Regions from separate parts of the Mus musculus genome. Here regions 2, 3 and 4 are each linked to region 1. The links are chromatin loops, found by intact Hi-C in ENCODE. Cell type or tissue: heart. All regions are shown on one strand. Region 1 holds the start of Zfp281 (zinc finger protein 281). Region 2 overlaps Platr22 (pluripotency associated transcript 22). Region 3 holds the start of Ddx59 (DEAD box helicase 59). Region 4 holds the start of Gm19705 (predicted gene, 19705).

Evidence for each region. Hi-C counts contacts between places; a loop is a spot of excess contacts. Peaks named below come from ENCODE experiments on the same cell type or tissue, not always from the same donor. Only the 100,000 strongest peaks of a DNase experiment are listed, where the experiment ranks them.
Region 2: it touches region 1 in a loop (4-fold over the local background); 14 of 42 quality-filtered maps call a loop at or near these places.
Region 3: a loop joins it to region 1, with 2.6 times the contacts of the local background. A loop is called at or near these places in 2 of 42 quality-filtered maps.
Region 4: a loop joins it to region 1, with 6 times the contacts of the local background. A loop is called at or near these places in 14 of 42 quality-filtered maps.

Annotation. Positions count from the first base shown.
Region 1 is chr1:136,620,267-136,628,266 of GRCm38, reverse strand. Zfp281 (zinc finger protein 281) reads right to left here and starts at 3,366. Exons shown (of 2, transcript NM_177643.4): 1 at 3,216-3,366; 2 at 1-2,995. The coding sequence starts at 2,981. The coding sequence ends at 300. In heart, a CTCF peak has its summit at 3,337; DNase peaks (open chromatin) are centred at 2,636 and 3,436; H3K4me3 peaks cover 2,508 bases; H3K27ac peaks cover 1,958 bases.
Region 2 is chr1:136,721,937-136,729,936 of GRCm38, reverse strand. It overlaps Platr22 (pluripotency associated transcript 22), which reads right to left. Exons shown (of 5, transcript NR_037986.1): 3 at 5,259-5,366; 4 at 5,098-5,145; 5 at 4,209-4,966. Among named protein-coding and RNA genes, the nearest start is that of Platr22, 30 kb to the right of the region's middle. In heart, a CTCF peak has its summit at 3,608 (motif pointing left); no DNase peak of the experiment used is centred here.
Region 3 is chr1:136,410,268-136,418,267 of GRCm38, reverse strand. Ddx59 (DEAD box helicase 59) reads right to left here and starts at 2,997. Exons shown (of 8, transcript NM_026500.3): 1 at 2,845-2,997; 2 at 872-1,686. The coding sequence starts at 1,675. It overlaps 9230116N13Rik (RIKEN cDNA 9230116N13 gene), which reads left to right and starts at 2,749. Exons shown (of 3, transcript NR_024328.1): 1 at 2,749-3,419; 2 at 4,591-5,104; 3 at 5,441-6,352. In heart, a CTCF peak has its summit at 3,804 (motif pointing right); a DNase peak (open chromatin) is centred at 2,997; H3K4me3 peaks cover 1,424 bases; H3K27ac peaks cover 1,367 bases.
Region 4 is chr1:136,681,081-136,689,080 of GRCm38, reverse strand. Gm19705 (predicted gene, 19705) reads right to left here and starts at 5,685. Exons shown (of 3, transcript NR_045324.1): 1 at 5,608-5,685; 2 at 271-337. It also overlaps Gm41958. In heart, no CTCF peak of the experiment used is centred here; DNase peaks (open chromatin) are centred at 3,200, 3,670, 5,100 and 5,730.

The DNA.
Region 1 (8,000 bases):
TTTTTTTTGTTTTTGCATTTAAAACTTTTGGGCTATTCCCTGACAATCTATACATGTAAATTTGATTGCTAAACATTGTCACTTTGAATGTCAAACTATTTTTAATCTATTGATTTTGATTAAAAATCATAATACAAACAGAGCTAAAATCACACTAACAAAATAAACTAAATATGAAAAGTTGCATTGAAAGGGCATTACATTATTCTTAATAGGATCGTGTAGAAACATTCCAATGGCAGTGTTCTCAAAATAAAACAAAATTACATTAGACTCCCAGCCTGGTCACTCTCGAGACCTTACCTGTAACTCTGGCTGGTGGGTGTCTTTACTCTTGTACTACATGGCTCACTTACATCAGACATCATATTTGTATACCCTGAGAAATCTGACACTGAAGTCCTTACTCTATGGTCCACTTCTCCATTAGAGTTAGTGATAAAGGTCATTGGCACCCTGCTGCCCGACTTAAACTGAGAACCGAATGCTTGTGCAAAGTTCTCAATCTGGTACGTTGTTCTAGGCTCTATGTCTTTCTGAGGATCAATCTGGCTAGCTAACTCCTGAGATGGAATCTGAAAGCTCGTTGAGGACTCTAAATTTTTCTGTTGTTCCTTCTGGCTAGTCAATTTCTGAGATGAGGACTGGAAGGCTGATGATGTCTCTAAGTTCTTCTGAGAATCTATCAGATCATCCAGCTCCTGGGAAGGTGTCAACTGCTGATGTGTAGCATCCAAAGCAGATAAATAAAGACCTGGTTGAGATCCAAACAACATCCCAAAAGGAGGCTTTGGCAACGAAGATGGCAGCACTGAGGTAACAGACTGGCCAAAACCACACTCCAAAGGAGATGTAGTGTATATCTGTTTTTCTGGAAACAAAGTGTGGTTGTGGAGAGGTGAAGACAAGCTGACAAATTGGAAACCGTGTCCAAGAGTAAAACCTGCATTAGTGGATTTTTCGAAAGCCTGTTGGAGGTATTTGGAGTATTCTTGCAACATGCTTGTTTTATCATTTGAAGGTGTTTGGGTGCCTGGGCTCAAATTTTCTTCTTGAACCAATTCAGAGTGTTCTCCTGAGGTGTGTAAATCCACTCGTGGTTCTGTTAAATTGAAAGGATCCTCCTTCTGTGTTTCTGATTTGCCAGAGTACTGATCCAAAATACTTTGTAAAACCTCATCAGGAATTCCAGACTTGTCGTGACAAGACTTAATTTCAGCATTTAGAGCTGAGGAGTCAATAAGTGACAATGGCGCCTCATTGTCCAAAACACTGACCCCTGCAGACTGAATGACTGACTGCTGGGAGACCATGTGTCCTACATTGATAGAAAAGGCACTGTTGCTGCTGGCAGTTGGTAGGTATCTTCTCTTCTTTGAAAACTGCATGGCATCATCATAATTACTACTTATCGGGCCTTGCTTGCCACTTGTACTTTGGAGAAGACTAATGGTCTCCACACTATTATTCGATACGATGCCAAGTGAGCCACCTGGCTTACCAGACAAGGATTTCTGCCCAACTACGTCTGGTAACGGTGACACAAAATTAAGGTAGCTTTTATCTGCATTCTTTCTGCTTCCTTTCTTAAAGATCAATTTTGGCACCCTTTTCTGCAGTTCATCTATTCCAGTGCCAATTATGCTCCCACTGGTAGACACAGTAGGCATTTCTACTGAATAACTCTGCATGTTTATATTGTTTGACATTTGTGATTCATTTGTTTTGCCAGTCTTGTGTTCCTTATTTTCAATAGCTATGCTTTTCGACTTCGACTTTCTCCTTGAGGAACTTGTATTTCCCTGAGACAACACAGCCAGGTTACCCATACTGTTATGGTTTGATGACCCAGGTTCTGCACTAGCGGCTCCTTTTGCTATGGCTTCACCACACGTGCGCCTGTGCTTCAACAATCTGTCAGTCCTTGAAAAATACTGTTGGCAAGTGTCACACTTGTATGGCTTTTCTCCACTATGTGTCCTCTTGTGTCTCTCCATATGGTACTTCTGAATAAACTTCATGCTGCACTGATCGCACCCAAAGGGTTTCTCTCTGCTGTGAATTTTCTCGTGTCTCTGCAGTAGGTATTTCTGGATGAAACCCATACTACACTGGCTGCACTGGAAAGGCCTTTCGCCCGTGTGGATGAGGACATGTCTCCGCAGGTGGTAGGAGCTCCTGAAAGCAGCACTACAGTGATCACAGATATGAGGTTTCTGACTTGGGGACAGGACGGCACCTTCTCCCTCTCCAACCAAAGGTTTGGAAGATGCACTTGGCTTCCTCTTGGCTTTGATTCCCTGAGATTCTGGCTTTGGCCTCTTTGCCTTTTTGACGTTAGCGTCCTGCTTTGGCTCCTGGTTGCCGTGCTCATCAGTCCTGCTACCGCTGCTCAGTAATACATCGCGGTGGTGCTGGGCCGGTTGCTGCTGGGCATGCTGGTGCAGAAGACTGAGGTCTTGGATGACGCCGTGGCTCCCCCCTTCCCCTCCTCCTAGGCCTGGTGATCGCTCTTCAGCCCCAGCGAACAGCCCCCCATAGTGGTGGTGGTGATGGTGGTGGTGGGACGGCTGCTCCTCGGGATCCGCAGGTTTCTCCTGCTTGATGCTCACCAAGGACTGCAAGAATCCCCAGGAGGTCCTCTGCGAAGGGAAGGCCGCGGCTGACGCCGCCGGCTCCTTCTTGAAAGTCATGTCCGGGGCTGGCGGAGGGGGGGGCTCAGCGGCCGGGGCTGCGGAGGTAGAGGAGGATAACACGCACTGCGGGGGAGGGGCGGCCGTCCCCGCCGGCCGGGTGAAGCTGGTGACCGGGGGAAGCCGGTGGTTGAACATAACCATACTCTGGGGGAAGGTGGGCTCCATCTCTGCTCTCCTGCCGCCGCCGCTGCCGCCGCTGGCGCTGCCGGAGCTGCCGCCGGAGCCGCTACCACCGCTACTGCTGGGACCGCCGCCGCCGCTAAGGAACCCGCTGCCGATTTTCATACCCCGGAGGAGGCCTGGCTGCGGAGAGGAGGGAGAGGAGGGAAGAGGGGGAACGGCGGTAGGGCCGGGCCCCGGGCCGGGACCACCGCAGCGTTTGGGACCCGCCGCGCCGCCGCCCAGCCCGCACCGCGCCCGGCTCCCGTCCGCAGCCCCGCCGCCTCCGGCCCGGCGCGCTCGACCCCGCGGCCTTCTTGGCCGCTCCCGCGCCCGCCCCGGCCCGCCGGCCACACTTACGGGTTCCGCCGCCGCCGCAGCCGCCGTCGCCTCCAGTTAATAAAAATAACGCCGTCCTCTCCACAATGGAATTAAAAGCCTCCCCGCTTCTGCGCAGCCGCGGCGCGGTGTCTGCCGGGAAGTCCTCGACCGGACCAGAGGGGCGCTCGGCGAGCCCCGTGCGCCTGCGCCTCAGTTTCCGCCTGGCTAGCCTGTCAATCAAGCGGGCGGTTGGGCGGAGCTGCTGGGGGCTAGGTGGGAGGGGCGGGGACTTGGAGGCGGACAGCGGAGGGTCTTCCGCAGCGAGGGGACGTGATTGGTGGCCCTGCTGAGGGGCAGACAGTGGCTGAGGGTTTCTAGGGAGAAGGCGCTCCGGAGGTGGAGCCCAAGGGGCGGGAAGTCCGGGGACGCCAGGAGAGCGTGTTGCAGCGTGGCGTGGGAGCTGCAGAGGAAGGGGTTAGGGAAGGTGGAGACACTGAAAACTGAACATTGGCATTTGGTTCACTTTAGTGTTTGCAATCCAAGTATTGAATCAAAATCAAACAGAGAATAGGATTCCTTAAGGTACTTGTGATTCTGCCTGAAAGCTTTAAACTCGTAACGGTATTGATTACAGATAGCTTTTACTCCTTTTCAGAATGGAGACAGCAATAACGCTTGTCTTTGCCTTTATTGAAGGAGCCTTTGAGACTGCCATAGAGGAGGGACCGCTGCAGAAAATTGTCTCAGTGCCAGCCTACCTGAAGGCTACGCAAAGGGAAACCACGTGTAATCCCAGGTGCAGCTGTCCTGTAAAACACGCCCACACACACTTCATCATCAGATGGTATTTAAATGCCACGTACTTTCTCAGTTGTCTGAATTTGCTTATTACGTTGAATACTAACTAGCCTCAAATACTGGCCATCGTTCTTGTTTAAAATCTCTGTTAGGATACATACCCCACTCTCCCAACCCCTCCAGTATAGAATACCTAGAAACTTGAAAAGTTGTTCCTTATTCAGTTGGGGGAAATTAGATAAAATCTTGAAATTAAAAGTTCTATCGACAAAACCAAATAGATATTAATTTAGTGCCTAATAATGTATAAAAGGCATTCACAGCGAGCATGCAAAAATCTAAACCAGCAACTTTCCTAGGTGTATTTATACACCACAGACTTTTTAATAAAAAGACCTGGAGAACAGTTATTTACATAGTGTGTTTTCTTAAAGAAATCACACGTCCATATTCTCATAGTGTTTCTCGAGATGACTTCTTGTAATAACTTCCTTGAGAAATTTTGCAATTAAAGCCATAGCGGTGTATTGTTTACCAACACAGGCCTCTCTGAGCCTGCCCAGAAACCTTAAAACTGTATTTTATGAATAGTTTCATGAGGCATTGTATCTTCCTAGCCCCATGGAACTACAGTTAAATTATTTCCTGAAACTACCAGGTATAGCTAAGCGTTGAACACTGAAAATTCAAAAACTTCAGACAGTAATAAAATATTAGTCAGTGCCAGTGAGAAATGAGGCTGTCCCTGTACTCAGGGTGTCCATGTTTAATGGTAAAGCTGGGCTGCACATAAGCCAGCCCAAGCATGAAGGGCAGTGGGACACTCATATGAAAGCCAACTTTGTTCTACAGTTATCAAGATAAGAAACCTGTCATTTCTCTCATTCACGCTGTCAGCCTTGAGCTACTCCAAGCAGACTTACCTCTAGGTTGTATACCCCATATATCAGGAAGATGAAGAGACCCTGTAAAATAAAACGGAGGGGGAAAGCTGTTAGCGCTAATCATTCCGCCAGTGGAAATGCCCGAAATAAACTTTCCCGGGAACAGACAAAAGAAGACACACTTCATCAACGTCCATTTATTTTCCCGTTTTTCACCATTAGAAGTCGTACCTTGAGCATTTATATGATAACACACCAGCACATCACTTATACTGGTTGTGCTATTCAATTCTTTGGTGATAGAAAATAGAAATAGTATCCTAACTACATGGAATAATAATTAGGAGGTGGCTAGATGATGAAACACTTAATATTTCTAAACTCCGTCTAAACTCCGTTTGGAGCAGCAACTTCAGTATATCTTATCATCTTTGAAGTTATAAAATTAGGAAATAATTGAAAGATTAAACACTACAGGTTACTGACATAGTTCAGTGATACTGTGGTTGCCTACTGTGGATAAAGCTTGAACCCCAGTACCAGTGAAACCAACCAACTCCTTTAAACCCTCAAACGAAAGAGATAAACGTAGGTAATAGGGACTGCGGACATAGCTCAGCAGTTAAGAGCATTTGTTTTTCTTGCATAAGATCAGGGTTTAATTCCCAACACCCACCTAGGGGGATCCTGCAGGCATGAACATGGCACATACATGGATGCGGGCAAAAATTCATATACATAAAGTAAATAAATCCTCAAAAAGATAATAAATGCGAATTGTCTATTTGAAACAGAGTCTCACTATATTCCCAATTCATAATCTTCCTATCTCTGCCTTCCAAGTACTGAAATCACAGGCTAAGCCCCCACACCCAGAAGTATGAATATTTTTAAAAACACTTAATTTTTAAAAAGATTATGTTTGAGACAAGATCTCTCTTTCCCTTAGACCAGGTTGTCCTAGAATTCACAGAGATCCATCTTCCCTCCTAAGTGCTGGGATTAAAGGTGTAGACTACCAACACCAGGCTAGATTCTTTTTTAAACTTTATTTTATGTGCATGATTGTTTTTGCCTTCCTGTATACATGTGTACCATGTGCATTTCTGGTGCCAAGGAGGTCAGAAGAGGGTATCCATAGCCCTTGGAAGTGGAGTTACAGACATTTTCAAACCAGTGAGTGCTGGGATTTGACCCAGGTCCTTTGAAGAGTAGACAGTACTCTTAACTGTTGAGCCATCTCTCGGGCTGGAGATTTTGTGTATTGTACTTAGCATTCACAAGGCTCTGGGTTTGAGTCTCGGGACTGGCAAAAAAAAAAAAAAAAAAAAAGCATGGTGCTAGAGACCTTTTGTTGCACATGTGAAGCCATAGATTTAGTTCACAGGACCAGTGAAAATAAGAAAAAAAATTGTAAAATACAAAATATACTTCACTTCTTTTAAGATTCATTTATCTGTTTTCTGTAAATAAGTGCTCAATCTGCATGTGCATGTACATGTAGAGAAGAGGGCATCCGATCCCATTACAGATGGCTGTGAGCCTCCATGTGGTTGCTGGGAATTGAACTCAGGACTGGAAGAGCAGCCAGTGCTCTAAACAGCTGAGCCATCCATCTCTCCAGCCATAAATCGCACCTTTAAACCTTTTTGGCCAGATGTGGTAGCAGACACTTTTAATTGCAAAGTCTCTAGACACAGGAGCAAGCAGTGCTAGAAGTTCAAAGCTAAGCTGGGCTACATAGTGAGCCCAAGGCTTGTTGGCACTACATGGTGAAATGGTCTCCAAACAAAACAAAGAAAACCTAAACAGATTACTATATAAGATATAAGATAGTGAACACGACTGATCTGCCAGGCCAGCAAGGTGGCTCAGTAGGTAAGTAAAGGTGCCAAGAAGCCCTCTCCACCTTTTCTGCCCATAATTCCCTTACCACCTCTTACACAGTGACATGTGGCAGCTCTAGCCCACTCCTTCTACCATTGGGTTTCATGAGTCAGACTTATTAGGTCACTGGGTTTAAGAGCGACCATTTCTACCCACTGAGTCAGGTCACTGGGCCCAGGTCCCTCGGATTTTATTGATTGTTGCGAGCTGCTGGCCGGCCGCAACAATTGATGAATGAGGAATATTCTACTGTGTGAAATACATTAATTCCTCAGTAACCAAAGCTTCCTGAGCACTGCACAATATTTGTTGCAGCTTCCATGTTAGCAGCCCAAGCTGTTTGCATGAAATCTATAGTTTGGAAATCAAATAAGTCATCTGTGACCTTTCATATAACTTAGATATAGTTTTCGCAAGGTCAGGTTTCTCTAAAGGAAAGAATAAGAGAAAAATCATGGGCTAGGCAGTGGTGGTACAGGTCTTAAGATCAGCACTCAGGAGGCAGGCAGACAGAGGTGAATGAATGAATGAATGAATGAATGATGATGTCCTGGTAAACTGAGCAGACTATGAAGGGAGACCTGGAGCTCTTTACTGCCCTTCTGTCTCAGTTACCTGCTTAAATTACAATCTTCTTTTAACCCTCCTCATTTTGAAAACAGGATCTAGAGGAAAATGGACTTTGGCTATAGGCAGCTCCCATCTCAAGGTTTCTTGTTTCTCTGTTTATTCTCTCATGTGACAGATTCACTCTATAAACCAAGCAACCCCCCCCCCCCCCCGCCCTGTGACTTTCACAGACCACACAGAAGTCTGAAACTCAGGACAACCTAGGGGTTCTGTGACTTTCTTGAGGCATCTCCCCGATGCTGGCCCAGCAGAGAAAGGGAAAACATTAACAATTAAAGTCTTTCGTTTGTAGGCCTTGCATAGGGTGACTCTGGGCAGTTCTGATCTAGCAGATCTTCATAAACCCCAGGGTCGCAAACGCATCGTATATTCTCCATGGAGAGAATAGATAGAAACATTTGGACATTAGCACCTGGAGTCATAATGATTCATTGCATTTATAGCCTACAGAGAAAAATACAGTTGGGGGAAACCAACCTCCACTCTTTACACATTGACTGCTACCACCATGCCACATTTAAAGAATGAAAACTCCCTCATACCTGAGGGGTGTTGCCCACTAGGAAATCCACAGGGATGTCCATCCACAGTGTCTAGCCGTGCCAAGATATAAATGTACATAAGT
Region 2 (8,000 bases), 100 kb before region 1:
GGTGGTTATTTTCAGCATAAATGAATTCATATTCATTTCTTGAGTTTTTCCTAAGTCCTACAGGGCATTTGAGAGTCCTCGCACATTCTCCTTCTGGGCTTCAAATGTCATATGCGTTTTGTCAAGAAGCATTCTGAGGGATGGGCTGGGGCTCAATGGGTGGCATGCCTGCCTGGCACTGAGACCAGGGGGTGGGTGGGGGTGGGGATCCCAGGCTCTGCATAAACCCAGAGCAGTGGTTCATGTCTGTAATCCCTGCTTGGGAGATGAAGATGGGAGGGTCAGAAGTTCAAGGCCATCTTCAGCTGCTAGATAAACTCAAGCCCAGCCTGGGCTATATGAGAGCCTACATAATTTTTAAAACAATCCACAGGGCTGGTGAGATGGCTCAGCGGTTAAGGGCACTGACTGTTCTTCCTGAGTTCAATTCCCAGCAACCACATGGTGGCTCACAACCATCTTTTTTTTTTTTTTTCCTTCGAGACAGGGTTTCTCTGTGTAGCCCTGGCTGTCCTGGAACTCACTCTGTAGACCAGGCTGGCCTCAAACTCAGAAATCTGTCTGCCTCTGCCTCTCAAGTGCTGGGGTTAAAGGCATGCGCCACCACTGCTGAACACTCACAACCATCTGTAATGAGATCTGATGCCTTCTTCTAAGGCGTAGTACATAAAATACTACATAAAATAAATATATAAATCTTTAAAACAATCCACAATAACAAAATGCAGAATAAATAAAATTTCAAAGAAGTTGATGGACAAGGCTATTCTAGAATTGACTGTGTAGCCCAGACTGACCTCAAGCTCAGAGACAATTCACCTGCCTCCGCTAAGATTACAGACCTGTACCACACCTGAAAATACACTAACCTTAGTGCTATTTGTGAATTTTATAAATCCGTGGGTGGCTGAGGTTGGGGGAGGGTTGCTTTTGTTTCGTTTTTACCTTTTTGCCCTAAGTAACAGTACATGGGGCCAACATGTCAGAATCTCGCATAAGAAAAGTTCCGAAAAGGAGCCCTTTTCCTTTATGGAGAAATTAAATCAAAGTGTGCTGCACTCCATTTTGGTTGAGTCCGTCGCTCCTTTCCCCCACACCTGGAGCTTTTAAAACAGTCCCCAAGGTATAGACAGATGAAGTGGTCAGGAGAAAAGGCCACCCACCCTGGTCCAGACCCATCAGCCTTCTGGGTCACAGTTAACAGGAAAATACACACACACACACACACACACACACACACACACACACACACACACACCTCGCCCCTGAGAACTAAACAGCAGCTTAGGGAATTTCAAACTGAAACTCATCTGGTCTGTTATCCAATAAAAACATTTTATAAAAACATTTTATAAACGGGAACAACTCCAGGTGTGTCAGGCACTGGGACTAATGGGAGGAGAGAAGTCTAAGAGAGAGTTTGTCCCTGAGCCACAATGGCTCACATTGAAACACCTAACCAGGGAAGCCTGGTGGAAGCTGACAGGAGGACTGCCAAGTACAAGGCTAGCCTGGAGATTTTAGTGATGTCTCAAATTTTATATAAGGGGCAGGGGGAGAACTGTGGAGATGTAGTTCAGTGGTAGAGTACTTGCCTAGTCAGAGACCCTAGGTTCAAATCCCAGCACTGATATAATAAATAACCATTAAACAATTGTGTTGACTCCCGCCTCCACCCGGCTCCCATCGCTCACTCTCTACCCAGGCCCCACACAGCAGGACAACAGGAATACAACAGGGGGATTAGGGTTCAGTTTGTCTCCTGTTGCTCACAACATTTAATGGAAGACTAGACAGAAAACACATTTCCATAAATACTAATTGATTGGTGGCGGATTGACCCACAGAGGTCCTTCTAACAGTAATTATTATCTGAAAGAAGCTGAACTCAGATGCAAATTCCTGGCTCCAGGGTTCTGCCCCGAGGCTATTTTACATTTCAAGGGAGCCTCACAGTTTGAACTGGACTGTGAAAAATGAACCCAAGCAGGCAGGCAAACAGTTTCCAAATTCTATTCTCCCCGAGACATTTGCATCCCTTCTGTTGATATTTGTCAACTGTCACCAGGCCCTCTCTATCTATCATCTTCTCCCTACAGGACAGCTGGCGACACTGAAGGTCCATCTATTTGTTCCATGCTCCCTAATAACAGAAATTTATGGCAACTTTTCAAGGAAAAGAAGCAATAGGCACAATGGGCCTCACCAAGCCCACCAAGCCCTGGTCCCATTGACACTTGACCTCAGACTTGTTTTGGACTTCAGTGAAAGCTTAATTCCATAGCTAAGAATCACAGGTAGCACACGGCATATATCAGTAAGCAATTAAGTTAATCCTGAGCTACATCATTGTCATCAGCCACATTAAGACCCAGAAACAGGGGCTGGAGAAAGATGGCTTGGCGGTTAAGAGCACTGACTGCTCTTCTGAAGGTCCTGAGTTCAAGTTCCATCAACCACATGGTGGTTCACAACCAACTGTAATGGGATCTGACACCCTCTCCTAGTACACCGGAAGACAGCTATAGTATACTTAGATTATAATAATAAATAAATCTTTTTTTAAAAGACCCAGAAATGCTAGACAGTAGGGGCATATACCTTTAATCCCAGCACTCTGAGAGGCAGAGGCAGGCAGATGCGTGAGAGTTGAGATCAGCCTGCTCTACAGAACAAGTTCCAAAACAGCCAGGGCTACACAAAGAAACCCTGGAGGAAGGAGGGACCCAGAATCTTCTGCCTAAAATATTGACATTTAAACTAACTTAAAGATAAAAAAAATGCTAATGTACACATTGTTATGAATTCATAGGAGCTGGAGAGATGGCTCAGCAGTTAGGAGTCTAAAGACCCAGGGTTTAATTCCCAGCACCTACATGGCAGCTCACAACTGTCTATAACTCCAAGATCTGACACCCTGACAGAGACATACATGCAGACAAAACACATAAAATAAAAATAAAAGAATTCATAACAGACATTGGTGGATGTCTCCCTCCATTGGTGGAACCCCTCCAGGGTTCTCGAGAGTTCACAAAAATAAAAAGTAATACAGAAAGTGATACTTAATAATCAAAATTAAAAGCCCTCAGGGGCACAAGTGCAGGACAGCTTCCCTTTTTTTCTGTTCTACACAGCCCTCTGGGGAGCCGAAGACGTGAAAGAGGTCTTTCCGCTGTTGGTTCCAAGAAATGGTTTTGCTTTTGTGAATGAAAAAGTACTTAAAGCCATTCATTACAGATGCTGTTTGAAACTGTGATGCTCGGGAGTAAAGCACTCACCGCAGCTTGGGAGAGTCTGTAAGATTTTACAGTCTGTGCGGACCTTTGGTTCAAGCAACTGAGTATTTTTTTTTTCTCTCACTAACAAAGCGTATCAAATACTGTCGCTCCATATTTGTGACTGCTATTTAATCTCTCTTTATTCTTCCACAGAGATTTTGAGGGCAGTTTGATAAGATACTTTGTCCACAATCTATGCAAGCCAAAGCTAGGTTGCTAATGGGATCTAAAAATTACATTTCACTCCTCAAATTTATTTGAGGTCCAGAAGATGGGGGGCATGGGGGCTGGGAGATGACGGTTGATGTCTATGCTGCCACCTGTTGGCCATATGAGGAAATACACAGCAAGGGAAGAAAGGGCTCTATTTGTATTCATAACCTATTTATATTCTGGTCCATAAATGTTCCATAGATGCTGGGGAAGGGAGCTCACAGACCACTTAGGGGATATTGCAAAGGCCTGGACCTGTCTCCAGAAAAACGAATGAAAATAACACAACATACATATTTTAAATAAAACCTTTTTTAGAAAGATTTCTTTAGTTTATGTCTATGAACGTTTTCCTCACATGTGTGTCTATGCACCACATGCATGCCTGGTGCTCTCCGAAGTCTGAGAGGACATTGTATCCTTAGAACTAGAGTTATGGCCAGTTGTCAGGTGCTGTGTGGTTGCAGGGACAGCGAGTTCTCTTAACCACTGAGCTGTCTCTCCGATTCCCACAATAGATTTTTGTAGACAAATATGGACAGCCCAAAGTCCCTCGGTATACCCAAGCAAAGCAACCTCATTGTTTTGTGCTGTAGGGAGAAAAATCAGTACAAATAAATCATACATCCTGGGACAATAATTTAAATACAAGATTATTCTTGGAAATTATTTTCTTTTTTCTTTCTTTCTTTCTTTCTTCTTCTTTTTTTTTTTAAACACTAAATGTTTTTTGGTTCAAATCTGGTGGTTAACTACTGAAAGAAAAAAAGAAAAACAAAACAAAACCCTTTAACCTTGTCCCACAGTCAGAGAGAGTTGCATTTCTGGGGTAAATTGGATGGGAATGGCTTGTGGGTGTTCTGGGTTGTGTCTCCATCTGCTTCTGACAGGCTCTGGATCTTGGATCACCATGAGATAGTAACGAGGGTGTGAGGATTCGTGGTTTCATGGTTTGTTTAGCTTGTAGAAATGCCTTCTCTGTTTACACAGTGTAGGTTACACAGAGCCATCATCGTCTCTGACACTGTCTTCTCTAGTGCCGGGGATGAAACCCAAGCTCTTCCTTAAGCACTAGGCAAGCACTGACCACAGGAGCCAGCTGCTGAGATGGTTTGAATGTTCTCCAGTGATCTCCAAATCTGGAGACTTTCACTCTTGCATCCCCCCAAGAAGCTATTTTTTCCCCCATGTCTTGTCTAGAAGAGAGACTTACTCAGTCCTTGGAGCATCTTAGAACTGCCCAAAATAGCCCTCCTGGTTTCTTCCTCTATGGTGTGAGTGACAGGCTCCATAAGGAGTAGCGACTGGTCTTGTCCATCCTGAACATTCGTCCTGCCCTGAACATGATCCACATGAAGTTAAAATGTTTATGCATAGCCATGGAAACCGTTACCAGAGTGAAGAGACAAGCTTCAAAATGGGAGGAAAATGTTACCCCCCTATCTACTGAGCAAGAGATTGATATCCAGAATCTGGAAAGAAAAAGAGACACATGAAAATTTTCAGTCAGTAGAAGGGCAGATTATGTCAAGAGCTCATGGTACAGGTGTGTGATCAACTACTCAGCAGACTGACGCAGAACTGCCTCATGGTCAAGGCCTACCTGGGCTATAGAATGGGTTCCAACCATCCAGGGATACAGAGCAAGACCCTGTCTAAAAAGAGAAAAGAAAACAAACGCGCCTCTATGTCATGCCATGAAGAATGGCTATCACCCAGAAAACAGATCACAACAAATACTAGCGAGGAAGGAAGGATGCTTACACTATAGAGATGGATGTAACGTGACCAAGCTTCTCTGGAAGCCAGTATGGGCATTCCTTGAAGAATGAAGAGAAAAGCCAGGAGGTGCACGCCTATAATCCCAGCACTCTGGAAGCAGAGGCAGGTTGATCTCTGTGAGTTCAAGATCCACCTGGTCAACAAAGTAAGTTCCAGGACAGTCAGAGAAACTCTGTCTTGGAGAAAAAAAAAAAAAAAAAAGGGTAATGGAGGTGGAATATAATCAAAGAACATGACACACATATGAAAATGTCACAATCCAGCTCATTAATTTGTATAGTAAATTCATACTATTTTTGAAAATAGAAATATGAACATCATCCTTTTGTGTAGTATGTGTGTCCCGACCGGCTACCAGCGCCCTGCAGACTCCTGACAGACAAAGCAGCAAGCTCTCACAGCGTCACCGCTGCCTGCTTCTGGGTGGCTTCAGGGGGTTTTCTGTTTTATTAATGTAATAAAATGTAGCTTTCAGAGTTATCTACAGTATGTAATTACAAATGCATGTTATTGATATTACCAGCGTGATGCTTGAGTTTGCTTTTCCAGTAATAGAAACTCTGCATTTTATGCATTAATTATACAAAGGATTAATGATGGCTTACACAAGTCTGTCTACATGAAGACAGTGCCGAAGCAATTACACTGATGGTAGAGTGGTCCCCTCTTTAGTAAAAGCGATGTTCCAAACAGTGGTTTTAAGTGCATTTGCTCTTAAACATAAAATGATGAGGGACGAGGAATAAATGAACCCGCGCCTATAAAACCCGGTTTCATGAGAGAATGGTAGGTATTGAGCATGCCCGCTCCTAACTCTTCTTGAATTCAATTCTTATAAAAGTCCAGCTAAAGGAATTTACTTTTTTTAAAACTTTATTTTATTTATTTATTTATTTATTTATTTATTTATTTATTTATTTATGCAACATTAAACCCACAATGTCAACTCCAAACTCAGCTTTCCCAGGGCAGACCCACTCTGGTCTTATCCACGGTCCCCATCAATACAGACCTTCCTTAAGCTCCAAAATCAAAGCTCAGGGACTATGGAACAACTGTCCTCTCTTTAATTCATTCATGCTTTTGGTCAATTCTGCTTCCCAATAACCTCTTGAATCTTTCCACACCACCCCTATCCACTGCCATCCTCTGTCTTGAGCTTTTCCATCTATGATACCTGAGCCCTGCAGTGGCCCCAAATCCCGCTCCTCACATCCACCTTGGGCCCATATCAAATCCATCCTTTTCACTGTAGTAAGAAGAGCAACAAAGAAACAAATGGTAGCCCCTCTCCCTGCTGCAAACTCTTCTGGTCTGGGAGATGAACCTGGAACTCCCTTCCACAGCCCACACAGGTCCGCCTGTGTGGCCCCAGTCTCCTCTAGCACGGGGCTGCTACTGACCTGAGTGATCTCCCCAGGCACTGACTTCCCTGTCCCAGGAACGTGGAAGAACAGGCTCAGCTCCCATTTGATGCTGGACTTCATCTTTCAGATACAACTCCACATTTCCTCAAGGGTCTTGCTAGATCAAATTCCTTCCAGTACCTACCTGCTACCTCTGTCTTCCACTGCGATATTAGAATTATATGAGTAATTACTAAGATATTCATGAATTGAGTATTGAATACCTGCTTCCCTCAGTTATCTGTAAATTACATGAAGGCACAATCTTTTTTTCTTTTTTTTCTTTTTTTTGAGACAGGGTTTCTCTGCATAGCCCTGGCTGTCCTGGAACTCACTCTGTAGACAAAGCTGGCCTTGAACTCAGAAATCCACCTGCCTCTGCCTCCCAAGTGCTGGGAGTAAAGGCGTGTGCCACCACTGTCCTGTTTTTTTTTTTTTTTTTAAGATTTATTTATTTATTTATTTATTTATTTATTTATTTATTATATGTAAGTCAGATCTCATTACAGATGGTTGTGAGCCACCATGTGGTTGCTGGGATTTGAACTCAGGACCTTCAGAAGAGCAGTCAGTGCTCTTAACTGCTGAGCCAACACTATCTCTTTCTAACCCCTATTCTAGTTCCCATCTTGCCAGTCGAGACCACATAAATACGTTGGTTGGTTGGTTGGTTGGTTGGTTGGTTGGTTGGTTGGTGGGTTGGTGGGTTGGTTGGTTAGGTGGGTGGATGGGTGAGTTGTTGGTTAGTTGGTTTGCTGGCTGGCTGGTTAGTTGAAGAGTGAATTAAGAAACAGTGCTTTGTGCCAGGTTTTATAAGAATCATGGGGCTCTGAGTACCCTGCTGTCCCAGGGGTACCCATCACCTCTCCTGCCATCCTCATCAAACCTTCAGATCCTGAACCATACAGACAAGAGTCTAACATGGCTATCCTCTGAGAGGTTCCACCCTGCAGCTGATTCAGACAGATACAGACACCCACAGCCAAACAGTGGATGGAGCTTGGGACTTTTATGGAAGAATAGGAGGAAGGACTGGGGGTCCCAAAGGGGATAGGAACTCCAACAGGAAGACCAACAGAGTCAACTAACCTGGACCCTTGGGACTCTTAAAGACTGAGCCACCAACCAAAGAACATACACAGGCTAGACCTAGGCCTGCTCACACATATGTAGCAGATGTGCAGCTTGACCTTCATGTGGGTCCCTAACAACTGGAGTGGGGGCTATCCAAAGGCTGTTGCCTGTATGTGGGATATGTTCTTCTAGCTGGGCTGCCCTCTCTGGCCTCAGTGGGAGAGGACATGCCTAGCCCTACAGA
Region 3 (8,000 bases), 210 kb after region 1:
ACCCTACAACCATCAGGCCCAGCAGTACTATTTAAAGATGAACTGCGGGTTACACTTAAGAATATACTGCCAGGCAGTGGTGGCTCATGCCTTTAATCCCAGCACTTGGGAGGCAGAGGCAGGTGGATTTCTGAGTTCAAGGCCAGCCTGGTCTACAGAGTGAGTTCCAGGACAGCCAGGGCTACACAGAGAAACCCTGTCTCAAAAAGCCAAAAATAAAATTATATATATATATATATTAAAAAATAAGAATATACTTTAGGGGCTGGAGAGATGGCTCAGCAGTTAAGAGCACTGGCTGCTCTTCCAAAGGTCCTGAGATCAAGTCGTAGCAACCACACAGGTGGCTCACAATCATCTATAAGAGGATGTGATGCCCTCTTCTGTCATGCAGGCATACATGCAAATAGAGCATTCAACTCATATAACTAAATAACTAAATCAATACTTTAAAAAAAAGAATATACCGTGACATGCTGCAACTGCATTATAACTTTAATATGCTATGCCCGTTCCTCCAAACCCCGAGAGGCTTAGCTGACATAAGCTACGGCTCATCCATCTGGTAAGCAGGGTTTTGCCTGCAGATCAAAACTTTGTTCTTTTATAGAAAAGCTGCTAAAAATAAAATGTCTTGTAAGGAAATTAATTTTTAGACCTGCCAGGAAGAGAGATCTTTGGTTCAGCAATAAAAGGAATATTCTTTGAAGTGATGTTTTCACACACGAAACAAAGCAAAGTCACCGGCACCTTGGTGACTTAATTCGCAAATGCTAAGCAGCAGCGTGCAAGTTTATCAGTTACACACAATGAAACTCGGTAAATCCCGCGTCTGTTTCAGAGAGGAAGACATGTCAGATTGGTAAATTACCTCAGAGAAAGCTCGGATAATAACAGGCAGGAGAAAAGCAGCTGTTTTCCCTGAGCCAGTGTCAGCGCTGGCCAGAATGTCCCTTCCCAGGAGCCCCACAGGAATCATCTGCATCTGGATGGGGGTTGGCACTTCGTAGCCTGATTTCTTCAAGTTCTGATTTAAGGTCTCAGGGAAGCCACAGTGCTCGAAGTCGATAATGGGCCTGGCAACGTCTTGTCCTTGAACTGAGATTCCTAGCTGCTGTTTAAGGGTTTCAATCTGGTCCTCCTTGAGGGTCACAATAAAGGGGTGCTCTTTGTAGACATAAAAGGCATCCAGTGGGGACTCTGGCTCGGCAGCCACTCTCTGTGGGCTGCTGGGTCTTAATGATCCTTCCCCTTCCTTAACTTGTAGCAGATGCTTCGCTTTGCACTCCAAGCTACACACGTCTTCGTCCGTCTTGTCACAGATATACTCTCCATAACGACCGCAGACGACACATACAGGCTCCCCAGGCTCTGGCCACCGCTGGGTTTTAGAAAACGACTTTACAGGCTCTTCAGATGGGTGGCTGTCCTTCACACCCTCATCAGGTCCTGTGGAAGAAACCTCAGCCAACTGGCAAGAAGGACTGTTGGTGCTTGATGCATGGCCGGGCTTGTCTGCTGTGACAGCTTCCTCAGTGACTGATGTGTGGACCGGAGTATCTCTGTCTCCCTCCACCTGAAGGCCTCCTGCTTCTGGCTTGCTTTTTTTAGCTTCACCGCTTTTGAGGTCATCATTAGAACTCCTCTTGATTTTCAAAGATCTTGGAACAAACATTCTTCAACATTCTGTTGAGGAAATTGCACCATGAGATATATTTTACCCTCAATTAAGCTCCCATGTTAGCCCATACGATGTTGTGTCAGAGAATTTTACTCAGGGCAATAGTGAAGCCGTCATGTCCCTACTTAAGCCAACTTCCACTTATCAATTTCCTCTGGGGGAAGGGATACAGTCTTTTTCCTCAGACACTGCCCTATGAAACACTGCCTACGGTTCCCCACAACCTTGCTGTGCACGCCACCTGTTTCTGTTGACCCATCACTTGTACTATTATGGAGCAGGTATTATAGAAATTCTACAGCATATCCTTCAATTGCATTTTCACACAAGAAGATACTTCACAATTAAGAATCTTAAAAAAATCAAAACAACAGTTCAAAAGGGGAAAATGCAATTATATTTATATACATAAGAGTGCTCATTCTCCGTCGTTTTTTGCTAATCTTCACAACCTGGGAAAGTAGGTCACTGCAACCCTAAGTTCATATATGTATATATTTACATGATATACATATCAGGTAGCATAATCGATACATGTATATTGAATGATTGGGAATGTACTTCAGTGGTAGAGTGCTTTGCTAGCAAGTGAGAGTCTGAGTTCCACATTCCAAAGAAAAACACTGATATATACACACACACAGAAGCAGATGAAAACTCCAGCCACCTAGGAATTAAGTTTATTTATTCAAATAACAATTCCTAAGTGTTAGAAACCAAGTATTCCTGCTCTGGAGAACAAATTAGTGATTGGGGAAAGAATGTTTAACATTTTGGGACCATGAAATAAACTTAATTTTCTCAAAAACAAAACAAAACTTAAGAAATCGCTAGTACCCATTTTCTATTAAAAAAAAAAAAAACCAACAAAAAACATGGCACCCAAACCGCCTGAAGCTTCTGAGGAGCGGGAATGGGTGGGGCGCTCGGGGCGGCAGAGCCGACAACCTCCTCCTCCGGCTCCAGGCAACGCCCGCATCCCGCGCATTCCCGCCCTCCCCACCCGCCCGCGGGCCCGCGCTCCAGGCACGCGCACGTCACGAGGACCCCGGCGAGCGGCGTGACTTAGTCCGCAGCCGCCGTCCAGCACGCAGGTTACGCCGGAGCACAGGAGCGGGAGCCGGAGGCCCGAGGCCCGAGCTGCCAGGGCGGCGCACGCTCACCCGCGCGGACCGGGCCGCGTCCGTTCCCGCTCGGGCCGCTCCGGTCCAGGCGCAGGGCCGAGTTTCCGGCCGAGTAGCCGGGAAGCTCCGCAATCCCAGCCAGGGTTTGAGGGCCCCGCGCCTGCGCACAGCGGGAGGCGGAGCTTCATCTGGCCACGCCCTCGCGGTGACGCGCTGCGGAGGGCGGTGCACAGGGTAGCGGGCAGATGTGGGAATCCTTTTGGAAGGCTCTAGCATGGAGTAGGCTGGTGAGAAAGGATTGCCAGGAAGGGCGGGGCCCTCCACGCTTAGAAAGTGGGAAGTTTGAGTGGGCCAGGAAAACCTCCTGTCAGATACTGAGAATAACTCGAGAATCCGAGCAACTTGATATGGCGTAGTTAATATGCCAAATATTCATAGATGCAGCACTCCGCCCCGCGCTGTGTAAACCAAAACTAAAACCAACCTTCAAAGTCTCCCTAGTTCCAACGGGTGGCCTTCACTTTGCCAACTTCTGGAACAGCCTGACAGGTCCCAGGACTTGCACTTCTGTTGGGGTGGGGAGGAAGTTGGACAGGAGAAGCAGGGAAATAGAGGTGAGGTTTTGGGTGTTATTTTTTTTTGAAAGATACATTTCGACCCAATATTTGATGCATACAAAATTAATTTACCAGCTACGTTAAGTGTGAAAATACTAATAAAACAAAACTCTGACTTTTATGTTGGCATTAGTAAATTAATAAACGCTAAAGCATTTCTGTATCGGATTCTACTTGCTTCGTTATGGTGTGTGGGTGTGTGTTCAGCTTGCCATTTTTGGTAGATACATTTGGCTGACAATGTTTTGTTTACCTTTTGAGCGTTATAAAAATAATGCATACCATATATATTTATGTATGTGTAGCCTTCCAGTATTTGCTTTAAAAAAAAGATTTATTTTATTTATATGAGTGCACTGTAGCAGTCTTCAGACACACCAGAAGAGGGCGTCAGATCTCATTACAGATGGTTGTGAGACACCATGTGGTTGCTGGGATTTGGACTCAGGACCTCTGGAAGAGCAGTCAGTGCTCCTAACCGCTGAGCCACCTCTCCAGCCCCAGTATTTCCTCTATTAACTTTTTTTTCTATGATTCACTGAAATGTACTATAGAAATTAACTTTACTGGTCAGATAAATGGGATACTGTTCCTGTCAAGACTGTACTTAGTTTCATAACACATGTGAATATGGGATCACGTTACATCCTTTGTCTATAGGACATACAGTAAATGTGTGCATTTTTCTGAGTTTGAAGGTTATAAACTTGCACTCTTACCTGAGTTTGCTGACATGTAATTTGCCTATTCCCAATATAAATAAATACTTTTGAACTTAATGTATATTCATAACTTTATTATTTTTTCTTATTTTGGTCTTCTAAGAAAGGGTCTCATGTCTGGCGTTAGACTCATTATGTACCAGAGTATGGCCCTGAACTTCTGATCTTCCGCTTCCACCTTCCAAGTGCTGGAGTTAACTGGCATGTGCCACATGGCCAGATTGTATCTTTTTATTTAAGTCTCTTCCAATCATATAAACTCCTGCCCCTACAAAGCCAGGCCACACCCCTGGTAATTGTAAACAAGGCCCCCAGATCACTGTCGTTGCCTCCAATAGAGAATCCCCTTTGTCCCTCGGAGGTGCACTGTAAGGTCAGAGGATTTAGAGGTGTTCAGCTTTGACTTTCTCTCTAAAATTTTTTAAAATTGTATTTGTTACTTGCAGATGAAGGTCAGAGCACAACGTTGGGAAGCCAGTTCTCTCTGCCTCGGTGAGGCAGCATCTCTTGTTCCTGCTATGTTGTGCATTCCACATAGATCAGTGCCTCATTCTGCCATCATCAGATAAAGTTTTCTCCAGAGAGAGCGAGACAGAGACAGAGACTCAATCTCCATCAAACCCCTCTTCTCAGGGTTCAGAGAGCCAGGGAGAAGAGACAGAAAGATTGTAAGAACCAGAGATGACCCTAGGAAAACAGTGTCTTCCAGACACAACAGCACTGACACACATATATGAACTCCTAGAAATAGGATGCTCAGGGCCTGAATAGGTTCAAGACAGATGGAGTCCTAGAACAGAGAAGCAAGAAGACATGAGCTCCTATTCCTAAGAAGCTGTCTCCAACTGATACCTGCTTGCAAAGAAAAAAATAACTTTCTCCACTGGAGTCTCACAGGGTGTACAAGCCAGCCACCCTTAACAGCCATCCCATGCCCAGCAGTGGATGACCAGATCAATGGTATTTTTGTAGACATTTTGTCTCATATTACTTTGTTTCTGCATTTTATGTCTAACTAGTCTTTTGCTTATATATTACAGTTTCTAGTTTTGTGTTATTATAGGTTTTGGGTTTTGTGTGTCTGTGTTCCCTTTTTTCTTTCTTTTTTAAAAATTCTGGTTTGTTTGCCTATTTGTTTCTGAAAAGAAAGAGAGAAAGAAAGGGATATGGTTGGTGGGTGGGGAGTTGGGAAGGATCTGGGAGGATCTGAGAGAGGGGAGACCAAGATCACAGTATATGGTATGAAAAATTATTTTCAATAAAAATAATAATTCTTATTTTATGTTTTGTTTATAGGTATTTTATTTGCGTGTATGTCTGTAAACCATATGTATACAGTGCCCACAGAGGCCAGAAGAGGATGTTAGAACCCCTACAACTGGAGTTACAGAAGGTTGTGAGCTACCATGTGGGTGCTGGGAATGGAACGTGGGCCTTGAAGAGGAGCCAGTGTTCTTAATCACTGAAACATCTTCTCCAGCCCCTATGTTTTCAGTTTTAAAGTTGACTTTGAAAAGAATCAGACTCTGAAAAGTTTTGACGAATGAAGCATCCATGTTCCTCACATGGGCTCAGTTCGTATGCTTGGAACAGGATTTGTGTTGTTGAACAGTGTGAGAATACATTATAGCATCCAAAGGCAAAGCTGTTCTTTCACGTATCCACAGAACAATGCTCAAATTTAGGTAATTTAACATTGAAGCAATACTATGGCTGTGATTCAGTCTCTATTTAAAATTTGCCAGTTGTAGTCCAAGGCAGACTCTCCCTCCCCAGCCCAGGCTGGATTGAAACTCTAAACACTGGGATGCCAGGCCTGTTTCTCCACTCTGGGTTCTCTTCCTGCTTCCTTTATGGAGTCTTTTGATGAGTAAAACTTAACAAGTTTAATGTACTTAGGTTTGTCTGTCTCTTCTTCTGTAGCTAGCAACTTTGATGTCCAAAAAGCCTTGCATATCCTAAAATGAAGATTTCTTTTCTTAGGATTTTTGGGAAGTTTTGGTTTTCTTGTTTATAGTTAAATCATGGCTCCACGTTGGAATTAGTTTGTGTTTGCTATGAAGTAAGGATCGACTTCTTGATTAGAATGGAGAGGATTTGGACTTCAGTTGGCAAGAAGGTAGTTGTCTGAATAGTAGTTATTAACTAGGATCTTTTTTCAAATGACTGTCAATGTTACATCTGGGATGTATCAATGTTTCAAAATGCACTAGAATGTTTCAGGGCTCATTATTCTCCTCTAGGTCATCTCTCCCGATGCCATTACCACCCTGTCTTATTACTATAGCATTATTACAGGTTTTGCTAGCTGGAAGAACATGTTCCCCCACTTTGACTTTCTCTAGGAGTTTCTTAATTATCTTTAATTAATCTTCAGTACAGCTCTTAGAATCAGTTTGTCCTTTTTCAGTGCCTCAATGTGATGATGGTGTTTGGAAACACAGTATTTCTATAGAATGGTGAATGTTGAAAAATGATGGCTAGGTCTGACAGCACACCACCATGATCCCAGCACTCAGGAGGGTAAAGCGCAGGGCAGGGGTCAAGAATTTGAGGCCAAGCTGTGGAGGAGGAAGAAGAGGAGGAGGAATTTAATAGGGCAAACCTCTTTTTTAATATTGATCTTCAGATCTGTTCATCTGTTTGCCTCAAGTCCATCAATGGTTAAAAATAGATCAGCCGCTTTCCATAAAGATGGTAGGTCTGTTCTAGCCCTTTACTTTTATAAACTTGAAGATCAGTATTAGAAAAGCAACTTAAACGTTAATGTATATATATTTTAGGATTTTAGATTTGAATGCATTCTCAAGAGTGCAGTCACCCGCTCCTGCCATGCTCCATACCCAAGCAGGAGAAATAATTTTATATCACTCTACTGCATGTTCAACCGACTTTAAAACAGGAGCTCATTTTCCAGGGCTGTCCAGGTCTTCACTGAAGAACTCTCTCTACCTAGGCATCATCAAGAAATTTAACGTACATTGTCATGTTTAATTTTCAGTATAATACTATAAAGTAGAAATTTTATCCCCAACGTACTAATGAAGAAACGGGTTCTAGTATGTACACAACTTTCCATGGTCACACAATCCAAGGTCTGTGTCCTACATTCATTAGACTACAATGCTGTGCTGGTTGCTTTTATTACCTCATGACGAACTAGAGTTGCTAGGGATGAGGAACCTCTATTGAGGAATGGCCTACATCAGACTGGCTTGTAGGCTGCCGGTTAGGGCATCATCTTGAGTAATGATTGATGTGAGATGGCCCAGCCCACTGTGGGTGGCACAAGAAAGTGAATGAAATAATTTTAGCCTGGAAGCAAGCCGGTAAGCAACATTCCTCTATGATTCTTTTTAAGTCCCTTCCCCCTCCTCCCCTACCCCTCTCCCGTTTCTGCTTGATTTCTTCCCTCAGTGATGACTTCCTTCAGTGATGGACTAGACCCAGAAGTGTAAGTCAAACAAACCCTTTCCTCCCGAGATGGTTTGGTCATCATTTCATCACTGCAACAGAAGATCAAACTAAGGCAACCACCTGCAGGTCTCTTTAATGTCAACCAAGGCACACGGTTCTAGCCACCATTTTCAATGTTCCCAGCATTTCTCAATCCTTTTGAAAGCTTTGGGAACATTAAAACCCAACCCTAGAAACATTCATGCCTACGTGTTCCCCAGCCCTGCCCAACTTCCTTTGGTTTTCCCAGAGATGCTTTGAACCTGTGCCCTGAAGTGCTCATATTTCTTAGTGTTATCATGGAAGCAAGGGTGGGGTGACTTACTCATCACTACCTGGGGAGCGCAACTCACTTCTATGTGGGTCTTGGGTAAAGCCAGCTTAACATTTAAGATAAAAA
Region 4 (8,000 bases), 61 kb before region 1:
CCTGGTCTACACAGCAAATTCCAAGTCATTCAGGGCTACAAGGTGAGACCCTGTCTCAAAAAATAAACAATTTAATTTAATAAAGTTAGGTAGGAAAATAAGGAAGAAACTGAAAAGCTGGTTGTCTAGCTAAGTAAGTCCCTGGAGGAATAGGTTTAGGAAAGAGTCAGCTGCTAACAGAAGTGCATGTTGGGTAATGGGAAACTGTACAGCGCAGGGAGTGAGAGGGGGTGAAGATACATTTGGGCCTATAAGCATAGAGTCACTCACCTAAAGCTCTGGTGGCTGTGCCTTCAAAATAGTTCAAAACAGTGGCATCCTCTCTGAGTTTCCACATCTGTAAAATGAAGATGCTCATCGTTATGTGACAAGCTGTGGCCACACACAATATTATAGTTAATAATGTCAAACCCAGTACTGGGCCCATGAACCTTGTGTGTAAGGCAGGGGTTGAGACAGGGTCTTGCTATATGGTTCAAGCTAGCCCTGACCTCCTACGTTAGCCTCCCAAGCGCTTACTATTTATTTTACTTTTAAGAAAAGGCTCCCAAAGAGCCGGAGAGATGGCTCAGCAGTCAAGAGCACTGGCTGCTCTTCCAAAGGAGCCAGGTTCAGTTCCCAACATCCACACAGTGGCTCACAACTGTCATTAACTCCTGTTATCTGACACCCTTATACAGACATGCATGTTGGCAAGTTACCAATGTACATAAACAAAAATAAAGGAAGGAAGGAAGGAAGGAAGGGAGGGAGGGAGGGAGGGAGGGAGGGAGGGAGGGAGGGAGGGAGGGAGGCTCCAAAGAAACATTGACTAGGGGAGCTTTTATATATAAGAAAAGAACCAAGCTAGGGAGAAATCACTGCTGGTAACCAGGTATCTCCACCACCTGCCCCCAGGGACCTAGTGACAGCAGATGTCATCACTAGCTGCCAAGATTTGACACATTCTCAGTGTTACAGAGTCACATATCCTCCCCCTGTGTATGTTTTACACCCCCTTATAAAAAGCCAGACCCCCCCCCCCCCCGCCACTCTCCCTGTTTTCTTCTTCCCTCCACCCTCGCCCAGAGCCAGCCTCTGTATACCCCATCCCCAATAAACCTCCCATGTGAAACCTATCGCATGATGTGACTTTATGGTGTTTGTTTCTTAGAGCATAACAATCATAGAGTTTATTGGCAGGAAAACAATATACAACACAAAGAATTCAGTGGCACAAGCAATTACTGATGCCTACCTACTCTGCCTTCTAAATTTATATGCATTGACCCAGTAACTTCACCTCTGTGTGAAGAAAATTAACCTTAAAACAAACAAACAAACAAACAAATAAAAATTTAGCATTTAGCTGGGCAGTGGTGGCCCACAAAAACAAAAACAAAATTTGCATTTATTTTAATTTTTTAAATGATGTGCAGAGGCATGGGTGTAAGTACAGGTAGGTGCTCATGGACGCCAAGGGTTTCGGGTCCTCCTAGAGCTGAAGGTACAGGTAGTTGTGAGCCACTTGATATGGGTCCTGGGAATCGAACGGAGGTCCTCTGCAAGAGCAGTATGTACTCTTTTTGTTTTTGGTTTTTCAAGACAGGGTTTCTCTGTGTAGCCCTGGCTGTCCTGGAATTCACTTTGTAGACCAGGCTGGCTTCGAACTCAGAAATCCTCCTGCCTCTGCCTCCCAAGTGCTGGGATTAAAGGCGTGTGCCACCACTGCCCAGCTCAGTATGTACTCTTAACCACTGAGACATTTCTCCAGCCCCAGAAACCAACTTCTAAAGAGTTCTAATAGAATCAGCAAGCCCTTGTGACTCTTTAAAAGGTGAAGGGTTAGAGCTGGGAGACAGAGAAAAAGTGCTGACCAGCAAAAGGGTTTTGTAGCCTCAGAAGGTACCAAACTGAAGGCTTTTTCTTCTTCTTCTTTTTTTTTCTTTTCTTTTTTTAAAGGTTCATTTTATTTATTTTATGTATCTGAGTGCACTGTTGCTCTCTTCGTGCACACTAGAAGAGACCATCGGATCCCATTACAGATGGCTGTGAGCCATCCATGCAACCAACCATGTGGTTGCTGGGAATTGAACTCAGGACCTCTGGAAGAGCAGTCTGTGCTCTTACCCTCTGAGCCATCTCTCCAGCCCAAGCTGAAGGCTTCTATCTAAAAAAAAAAACCAACCGATTAATGGAACTACAGAATATCTGCCTGGAAGAATTTTCTGGAAGACTACTCACTCATCTCAGTAGCACTAGCACCAGACCCTGCCCATCTCAGGGTAAGAGTTCTTTCTGATCATTCCTCTCCTTCAACCCCATGTCCAGAGAAACTGGCCTCAGGTGCAATGGCCTGTTCCTGTTTGTTATGCTCCCTGGCCTGGCCTGGTCTGGCTTGCCCTGACTTTTCTCTCTGCCTACAATATTACCACCCATAGATCAATACCCAGCTGACACCCCAGGCTTATATCCAGGGACACTGGCCAACCTGCCAGACACCAAATCCTCTGACCTGCTTGGATTTAATCTCAATCTCTCTTTCTACCCTGTGGCCACAACAGCTTTGTGTTTCCTTCAAGGAATTACTGTTTTTGTTCCATGCCAAAAATACTCTGCCTAAATTAATCCTGCAACTCAGCTAGGGTGGGTCCCAAACAGGTTGAACTCTGCAAAAGCCTACGTATCCTTCCTTATAGAAGCCCCCCCCCTTTTTTTTTTCTGGACAGAAAGTGAATAACTCACCAGGACCCCTGAAAGCTTATAAAATCAAGTTTAGTTTGGTCCTTTAGTCCCATGCTCCACAGAAACCTTGGGGTTAAATCACTCAGTGTCTCCTCACTGGCTAGAAGAGGCTTGCAACAAACAGGCATTAATTAGATTCAACTGAATCATCAACAATATTTCCCCCCAAAGAAGAAATTCCTAAAAAGAAAAAAAAACCCTGAAAAACAAGACAAAACAAAACAAAACAAACAAACAAACAAAACCTGCTTTACTTGGGGCTGAATATAGCTCAGTTAATAGAGTTCTTACACACATGTGAGCAGAGAGAGAGAGAGAGAGAGAGAGAGAGAGAGAGAGAGAGAGAGAGAGAGAGATCTGGGATCTGGGTTCAGTCCCCAGCATGCAGGCAGAAACTAGGCTGACTAATTGTAGCCTTAGGAGGTCGAAGGAAGAGGATCAGCTCAGGATGTCACAGCTGGCTAGAAGTCAGCTTGGCCTACAGGAGGCCCTGTCTCAAAAACAAAACCATGGTGTGTTGACACGTGCCTCTAATGCCAGCATTCAGGAGGCAGAAGATCTTTGTGAGTTCAAGTCCAATCCACTTTCTACAGAGAGTTCAAAACTAACCAGCCAGTGACGCTTTGTCTCAAAAAGAAGGCCATAGTGTGTGTGTGTGTGGGGGGGGGGCCTGGGGTTAAAAAAGATTTCTTTATTTGCCTAAACTGAAGATTGTACCGTAACCAAACAGAAACAAAAGTGAAAGTGAAATTACTACATTTTCCTCTAAAACCGCAAGGCCTGCACACAGCAAATCTGGGGTCATGATCAGGGAGGGAGCCAGGGCTTCTGTGGTACTCAAAAAGCCTCTGACTCACTGCGATCTTGGGTAATAATTCTCCCAGACTCCCTATACCTCATTTCCTATTTTTGCAACATGGAAAATAAGTTTGCCCCTTATCTAGCAAGTGAGAAGGGTGTCGGGAAAACAGATGACACACGACTGCATCCGGAACACTTGACCAGGCAGCGTCTTCCCATCAGCCTGTGGTTTCAAAAGCTTGGTTAGACACAGTGGTTATTTTCATGCCCAACCTCCTTTCAGGTCCAAAATATTCTCAAATGTGCTCAGATTTAGCCCTGAGGCTAAGAGCAGGCTGTGCTGGAAATCGCTCCAGCCACGCGCAGATCCCCGCTTCTCAGCAATCTGTCATCACTATGCCCCTTCTGTAATCGTCAAAAACTCCCCCCCTTTTATGAGTTTTATATTTTGAACACCTTTCAAAACATATGACTTTTTTTTAAAATAACAAATGCATTTGTTTTTGGGTTTGTTTGTTTGTTTTGAGACAGGGTTTCTCTGTGTAGCCCTGGCTGTCCTGGAACTCACTCTGTAGACCAGACTGGCCTCGAACTCAGAAATTCGCCTGCCTCTGCCTCCCGAGTGCTGGGATTAAGGGCATGCACCACCACACCCGGCTGCATTTGTTATTTATAACAAATAAGTAGGAGCTTGGGAGGGGGACAGAGTTGATAAAGCATCTGTAGTATAATTTGAAAATGTGTGACTCTTCCCGGGTACAGTTAACATCCCTAAGCTTTGTCGCCATTCCTGAATGAAGTTTATACTACGCTGCAGTCAGAGGTCAGGGAAAACATAGCCTCTTCCCTCCTGAGTCCACAGGGTCCCAAAATTTCAGTTTTGGACCAGGGCCCACAGACACCTGGATAAGGGCAGTTGTTTAAAGGGACTGGGCTCATATATCTTTCTGTTCACAGGTACCGTCTTAATACACCACAGCTGTTCCTGGGTATCTGTATGGGGCTGGTTCCAGGACTCCCAAGGAAGTCAGACGAATGGAAGCTCAAATCCTCTGTATGAAACCACACAGTATTTAACTTGAACTTGGACCCACCCACCTGTACCCTTTGTCATATCCAGTTAACTTAAAATACCTCATACAATGCAAGAGTCTACACATAGTTATTCCCGTATTTTAAAAGCAAGGAAGAAAAATCTGTGTATGTTAAGTACGTGAGTCTGACTATATTTTTAAACCTTGTTGGCTGAATCTGTGTATGAAAGATAGAGGTTAAGAAAGCCCCAGCATAGCAACATTAGATATGAACACAGACTCAAAGGCAAAGCCTTTCTTTTATGGAGGGCTCACACCAAATCTTGGTGTGATTTTGGAAATAATCTTGGAAAATGGCTCATTGTTGGCAGAGGATCTTTAAGCACATGAAGCTGGAACCACATCCCTCCCTGGCTTCAGTTCCTCAAAGCATTAGCATAAGAACTTAACCAGAAGCACACACACACACACACACACACACACACACACACTTGGGGATATCTGGAGGACAGAGCCAGTTCCCCAGCAACCCTGTTGATATGCGCAATGGGATCTCGAAAGGGCAGCGTCTCTAAATATGTAAGACATGTAAAAAGATATCCTTTCACAGTCTTTGGCTTCCCACAGCAGCAGTGACTAATGCAGGATGTTCCAGCCCAACCGCGGGTCTCTCTTAATATTTCCAAATACTTCCTTTCTTCTCTTATTATTGCTCCAGGTCTGGTCCATGGCATTTCATAAGATCGTAAAAATAAAGAAATAAATGGGAGCAAGCTGGAGTAACAGTGACACATCTGTGGAGAAGGAGAGAGCCTTGCCTGCTGGGCCGTTCCTCGGGTCCTCCCAGCGCACACTGGACCATCTGTACCTGAGCCCCGCAGCTGGGCACACACCCAATCCCTCCTCCTTCTGCAGCAGCTGGAAATGAGGCAACTCCTCTACCTTCCCCTCTGGGGGTGGGGGTGGGGGGGCTCTTCAGATTTGAGGTGAACCAGTTAGTAACAGCCTGCATCATCCTCAAGAATGAAGGCCAGGGAAAATAGTTTACCTTAAAAGTGCTTCTTCAGTCCTACCCAAGAAATTTAGGAGCCACGCTCACACTCCACCAGCCCGTCAGACTCAGAAGAATGTTGAGCAAGTTGTTGGCCCAGCCCCAGCCCCATCCTGTCTGAGGTTTAAACATCTGCAACATTTAAAAAAAAAAAAAAAAAAGCTATGTAGAAATAAGCAGTTTTGGAAACTGTGTGTCAGAAAATAGTGGCTCACTGCCTGAATGAGACATTCCTGTAAAATTCCTGCACAACCACTGAGTAAAATTCCCAGCTGGCTGGAACAGAGGGCCACAGTTCTGCAGCAAGGATTCTGAGCCTGACAGCACATTTTGCATGCAGAAATGGGCACCTTTCGCCCCCATTCACCCTCCTGCACCAGCATTTTCACCTTTGACCTGCAAACATGTTCACATGATGGTCGGCACAGCAACACCCTTTATACCACTTCCTGGAGTTACCACACTACCTGCCCTTTACATCTATGTTCTACCTTCTTAAGATAATGTATATATGTGTTTACATTTTATTTATATGTATATTTGAAGTGGATGCATAAAACCCCGACTGATTCCCAGCACCTCATAACTGAGTGATGGCGGTGCACACACTGCAATCCTAGTACTGGAATGTTGTGTTCGGCCAGCAGATCACAACATGGGTTCTAGCCTGGAAAGGCATTTTGGAAAACTGGAAGAGAAGAGGGGCTAGATGTTGAGATAAAGAAATGCAGCTAAGACAGGCATTCTGATCAAAGCTCAATTTTACTGTTCCACACGCAATTATAAAGCAGGGGAAGGGGCCCGATTCCCGCCAATTAGTCTTGGGGTCCAATAGCAGGGTGACCACGTGTACGGCTCCGGCTCCGAACAGCAAAGCGGCAGCTTCCAGCAGTGGGCATGGCTGAACGATTGAGCGGGAAGCTCCACCCCTGAGCAAGCAGGATTCAGGCTGGGGGAGGGGAGACTACACTGGAAGGTAGAGAAGACTCAGAAGGTCAGGGTCACTTGCAGCTACATAGAGAATTCCAGGCCAGGTTGAGCTACAGGAGACTGTCTCAAAAGACAGACAGACAGAGAAACAGGTGATGATAGATAGATAGATAGATAGATAGATACATACATACATACATACATACATACATACTTGGATGGATGGATGATTTGGCCAGTGCTTATGTGTACACTCAAGGGTCAGATTCCGTTCCTGGAACCCCATAGAAGTGCCAGATGCCATAGCACATGCCTACCCTCTCAGCACTCCTAGGCAGATGGCAGACTGAGACACAATTGTCCAGCTAGCCTGGAGTACGTACCGTAACACCCCCGAAACAAGAGATCCTGCCTCTATATGATGGGAAGAGGAAACCAACTCTGGAAGGTTGTCCTCTGACTTCCACACGTATGATGCTGCACATACAGGCTCACGCTCACAAACACACGTATCGCACATACACACTAATCATCAATTAAAAATTTAATGATACTTTATGGATAATTTTCTCACAAAGCTTTTCTTTGGTTAGGTGTAGTAGTGCATGCCGTCTAAGCACTGAGGACGTGCTAAGCAGGAGAAAGCATTCTGCAACTATCAGCCCGAGATACATGGCAAGTTTCTAAAACCAAAACCAAAACTATAACGAAACCAAACCCTCCAACTATGAACATGAATAAAATTTTAAAATAAAAATCTAGGTGTGGCAGGTAGTGCCAGAAATACAAGCACTCTGGAGGTTGAAGCAGTTCGAGGTCACTCTGGGCTACACTGTGAGTTTCAGGTTGTCCTAATTACAGAGTAAGACCCTATTTCAAAAATACAGGGGGCTTGAGAGATGACTCAGAGGTTAAAAGTACTGGCGGCTCTTACAGAGGACCTGGGTTCAATTCCCCAGCACCTTCACAGTAACTCACCAACCATCTGTAACTATGGTTCCTGGGGATCTGACACCGCCTTCTTTCTGGCCTCCAAGGGAACTAGACGTGCACTTGGTTCACACCTATACACCTACAATTAAAGAATAAAAATAAAAGTCAAAAGATAGACTATGCGGGTGGAGAGACGGCTCAGCAATTAAAGACTCTCTCTCTCTCTCTCTCTCTCTCTCTCTGCCTTTCATTCTATGCTAAAAAAAATATTTGTAACCATAATCCTAAATACACAAAAAAATGTTCCATTCATAGTAAGCTCCCACTATTAGTAGTACACAATTAATCAATTAATCAAAGCATCAGAAACATATCACAAAGTCTGATAACTGCTGGGAGGGAGACTCACAGGTATCAAGTTTCTCAGCATGAACAAGGTCCTGGGTTTCATCACTGGCATCAAAGTACACACTACACATACATACATACATACATACATACATACATACATACATACATACATGTGT